Regions from separate parts of the Homo sapiens genome. Here region 2 is linked to region 1. A link is a loop called in an ENCODE intact Hi-C map of the cell type or tissue named here. Cell type or tissue: endothelial cell of umbilical vein. All regions are shown on one strand.

Evidence for each region. Hi-C counts contacts between places; a loop is a spot of excess contacts. Peaks named below come from ENCODE experiments on the same cell type or tissue, not always from the same donor. Only the 100,000 strongest peaks of a DNase experiment are listed, where the experiment ranks them.
Region 2: it touches region 1 in a loop (5-fold over the local background); 1 of 110 quality-filtered maps calls a loop at or near these places.

What each region holds. Positions count from the first base shown.
Region 1 is chr7:106,589,178-106,591,677 of GRCh38, forward strand. CTB-30L5.1 (a long non-coding RNA gene) reads right to left here. Exons shown (of 4, transcript NR_187788.1): 2 at 2,373-2,500. Among named protein-coding and RNA genes, the nearest start is that of CTB-30L5.1, 8.4 kb to the right of the region's middle. In endothelial cell of umbilical vein, no CTCF peak of the experiment used is centred here; DNase peaks (open chromatin) are centred at 1,464 and 2,184; H3K27ac peaks cover 2,500 bases.
Region 2 is chr7:106,717,381-106,719,880 of GRCh38, forward strand. No RefSeq gene overlaps it. Among named protein-coding and RNA genes, the nearest start is that of LINC02577, 56 kb to the right of the region's middle. RefSeq lists an enhancer at 724-1,923. In endothelial cell of umbilical vein, no CTCF peak of the experiment used is centred here; a DNase peak (open chromatin) is centred at 1,041; H3K27ac peaks cover 2,396 bases.

The sequences.
Region 1 (2,500 bases):
CCTGTTTCCTAGTTCCCCCGTCTTGATGATTTGCCTGATACCTAGTTCTAAAAGGTGGGGGCCTGCCTAGCTCTAAAGGACTTATGGCCAGCCAGAATTGAAGAGAACAGCTGCTCCAAGAACTGCCTGCCATATGACATGGTACAGGAAGGGGCTGGTGTTCACTGCTGGAGACAAGAGAAAGTGGTCAGCAGAGAGGCAACAAGAGAAGAGACAAAGGGGAGAGCTAGGAGAGGAGCCACATGGCGCCAGGAACCCGTAGTTAGCTCTTCCGCCTCACGTGGTTTTGATGGCCTGAATACAACTTGATTGTACCCACCTGATTCATGAGGGGACTCCTAGGGCTTTGAGATAAAGCAATGTCAGTGGGAAACAAACAGAAAACTACACTAAGCATTCCTTTTCAGCCATTATTTTAAACATAGGGTGTGTACCTGTGAGGCAGCAAGAACACTCTTAATTACTCCCTTACAAAAAAGTCTAGCTCATTTCCACATCTTTGCTTCCTTTTTAACTTTGCCAAAATGCATACCCAAGCACATTTTGGAGGAGCATGTCCTCAGTCTGGTCACAGTCACTGTGACATCTTGGTCTATTGAATGGTGCCTCTAGAGTTGTGCTCACTGAGCCTCAGCAGCTGTATATGGTAGCTCCAAATTTGATTCCAGGATTATTCCGTCTGCATAAGAATTTTATCGAGTCTATTTTCTATGTCTATTCGGAAAACATAATATATCCTCAACCAGTTATCACAATCTTCATTAAAATTTGAATTTATCATGATCCCTTCCCTTCCCATCACTAACTAGTCCTCCTGGCAGGATTTGCCTCCTAACTCGCTCCATCACCTGGGCTGGAGTGTGGTGGCATGATCTTGGCTCGATGCAACCTCCACCTCCCAGGTTGAAGCAATTCTCCCACCTCAGCCTCCTGATTAGCTGGGACTACAGGTGTGTGCCACCATGCCCAGCTAATTTTTTGTATTTTCAGTAGAGATAGATTTTTACCATGTTAGCCAGGCTGGTCTTGAACTCCTGACCTCAAGTGATTCACCCATCTCGACCTCCCAAAGTGCTGGGATTACAGGCAGGGGCCACTGCCCCTGGCCTAGGACTCAATTTTTTAACCTCTGCTGCTGGTAATCCATTGAGATCTAGGTATGCAAACATAATAATGGTAATAACGGGCAGCTAGAATTTACCAAGAATTTCCTATGTGTCAAGTACTGAGCTAAGGGCTTTACAGGCATTATTTTATTCTCACAATCTCTCAGTGTTGTCATCTCTAGACTTCCATTTCTAGAAATATGACAGAATGGATATCCCAAAAAGCCTCTTACTGCAAAACATCTAGAACTGATTTATCAAGAACAACAAGCAGACTTGTAAAAGCAAATCTGAGCTGGTGAGAAAGAGAAGGAATTTCCTAGGAGTGAAAACAACAGGAAGAAGCTGAAGGCAAAGGAAGTCAGATAAGCCCTAATAGCTTTGTCTGGCCTACCGAGTTGACTGATCCCAACCAAGGAGGCTGGGTTTTAAAAGCCACTCAGAAAAACAAGACTAAGCCTTGAGCCAGCTCCAATTAGAAAGCTGAAACTTAAATGCCAACATAAATGTATTGGAAAAGCAGCAAGGCTGAAAAAAAGCACTGATCATTCATGTTGAAAAATTGGATAAAGAAAAGCAAATGAAATCCAATGAAGGTTGAGTGAAGGAAGTTATAAAGAACAGAAATTGGCCGGGCACGGTGGCTCATGCCTGTAATCCCAGCACTTTGGGAGGCCAAGGCAGGCAGATCAACTGAGGTCAGGAGTTCCAGACCAGCCTGGCCAACATGGTGAAACTCTGTCTCTACTAAAAATACAAAAAAATTAGCTGGGTGGGCGCCTGTAATCCCAGCTACTCGGGAGGCTGAAGCAGGAGAATCTCTTGAACCTGGGAGGCAGAGGTTGCAATGAGCCAAGATCACACCATTACATTCCTGCCTGGGCGACAAGGGCAAAACTCCATCTCAAAAAAAAAAAAAGACAAAAAAAAGCAGAAATTAACAGAAAACAAAACACTTGCATCTAAAGCTAGAACCCTTGAAGAAGTACAACTTGAGTGGAAAGAGGCAACTAGAAAAAATTCCATCCACTGGCACAGGAAGACTGCATAGAAACTTGCCTGTCTTGGCCTGGGTCCAGGTTGGAATTCAAAAGGTTCCTATGGAATTCATAAACACAGACCTTCCCTTGCCCAGGTTGGAGCAAGCAAACAACTATTGGATAAAGGAGCATGAAAGAAGTCCCGGGTTGGCAAGGTCCCTACAAAAACCCGGAAAAAGCAAAGACGAAGCACCAGAGACCCTCCACATGGGCTGTGCCCACTCACCGTCCAAGGAAGACGGCCCCTCAAGCCTGTTGAATCCAGTTTCTCTTCCAGACCTCCAGATCCAAGTCCATACCCATTCTCTTGAGTCTTGCTTCTCAAAGCAGGGCGCTGGAACCAAGTGCATCAGC
Region 2 (2,500 bases), 130 kb after region 1:
GGAAATCTCCAGAGAAATCTAAGGATTGTCAACTATGCCAACTGTTTAAACAACTTCAAGAAACATAAGGACAGAGAACAGTCTACTGTATTTGGCAATTAGGGCATCAGTAAGAGTTGTTTTGAGAAGTTCACTTGAGTGTTGGGGACAGAAGCAGAGTACAAGGAGCTGAGAATCTAAGGGGATATGGGAAACTGAAGACAGAAAATTGAACACTACATTTTCAAAGCACTTGGCTGTGATTGGAAGAAGAAAAGTAAATTATTTAATCCTACCTATCATTTCTGCTAGGCCCATGGTCTCCTCTGAGTGGCCAGTATCCAGTGATCTTGCCCTGCTTATTGGACAGGAGTGGACACTAAGCCAAGGGAAGTTTACCTTATGGGCATAGCTGTCAATCAAAGGGGAGCACCCAAAGTAATGCACAATTTGCTTTTTCTTAGTGGATCCTCTTTCTGGGAGAAATTAAAAGTGTACTCACAGTTCAACGACAAATACACAGTGACACTACTGGAAGAGACTCATTTGTTTTTGGAGTTATGAAGCACTCTCCTTTTTCTTGGATTAATTTATCTCCATGGTAATTAACCAACAAAATTATGTTCAGAGATATAGTTTCTGTTAGATTGCCTTTCAGAGATTAGATCTTTCCTTTTCTACACTTCCCTTTATTTTGAGCCATGAATAGCAAAGCAAAGGACCATTAAGTATCCTATTAGCCAAATGCTTTAGTTTACACCATGATGATCTCAGAATACCTAAGTAATCAGTCAATACATTTTTTTAAAAGCCAAATAAGTTAATAATCTTAATGAAGTCTGACTTCATTAAGTCATTTTTGTAGTTCATTTTTGTAGTTTTTAGTGTAATTTAGAGACATAGCTCAAATCAACTTCCTCATTCTATAAGTAGAGGTACACATAATTATGCCCTTAAAGCTAATCAGGATTTTCAAAAGTCAAGCATACCATGGGCTGTGGCTTTTATTAGTCACAGCCTCCGGAAATGTTGATTCAGCTGAGTAGGAGGCAATGGGAGCATTCATTGTGACTTAGTTAATAGTCATGTGTGGGGGAAGGGTGCAGAACTGGGTAGAAGATGAAAGAAGATAAGCACATGTTTAAAAGAATTGCATTAAACAACTTTTTACTATGGTTAGAAAAGTAGCATTTGTTTTTTTCATGCTGTAATATGTTCAGCTTCATAATGAGTTGTGACATTTACAGCATTCTTTTAAAGATATCTGGGCAGAGCAAAGCCAGGGAGGAAATTACTGAGCATGACTACTGGCAACTGGTGATAAATACTTTCGCATTATTTAAAAATATTTAATGGCCACTGTCTTTATTGTGCAAGGTATACTACCATTTCATTATCATTTTTCAGATACGTGACTCAAGTTACCAAGTTGCCATGACTGCCTACTGGAGATGAAGGAAACAAAATCATCATTACTGAAAAATTCTTGAAGAAAAAAATGTTCATCAATTTGGAGATACCTGTCTTCCAGAATACTTGAGATTATTCTTTAAAAACAATTTTTACCACATATAAACAGAAGCCAAGGCTAACTCAAGATAAAAATTTAGGTCTTAAGGATCTTTCATGCCTGTAATCCCAGCACTTTGGGAGGCCAAGATGGGCATATTACTTGAGCTCAGGAGTTCAAGACCAGCCTGAGCAGCATGGCAAAATCCTGTCTCTACAACAAATATAAATATTAGCCAGGCATGGTGGCGAGTGCCTGTAATCCCAGCTACTCAGGAGGCTGAGGCAGGAGAATCACTTGAATCTGGGAGGCTGCGGTTGCAGCGAGCCGAGATTGCACCTCTGCACTACAGCCTGGGTGACAGAGTGAGACTGCATCTCAAAAAAGAAAAAAGATATACTTTGGGTGTGGATAGATGTAATATTTCTGAGAGAAAAGATCTTTTTTGCTCACTTTAAAAATTGTTCCTCCACCGCATCTCACCACTCCACAGCCTAAAATCACCTGATATTGATCCCTGTTCTATCCAGAGTATTAGTGATGTGTAGTATCTATTCAAAAAGTGCTCCAATACTGTCTTTGAGGTTTCCTCCCAGGCTACCGGCACCCATTCTGTAGCTTTTGCTGCTCTCAAATCTTGAGTTTACCAGAAATTGTCAATAAAAGTTTATTATACAAGAATCAGGACCATATTCCTTCCTCAAATGGCCCTTTAATGATTGTTGAATAAAATATCAAGGAGTTGCTGTGGTCTACTCATATCGTCCTAAAAACCAAGTTTGTACAAGTAGATAACAATCACTATGTTAGAACAACTTCTTGGCTGAAAGCAAGTACAAGACACCATTGATTATAAGACGCATCCCAATTTTAGACATGTTAACATGTGAAAACAAAAAACAGGCTTATCTTCAAGACATATTTTTAAACCTAGAAGAAGAGAAGGAAAAGGATGAGGAAAAGGAGAAGAACAAGAGAAAACTGTTCAAATAATCTAGATAAGAACTAAGG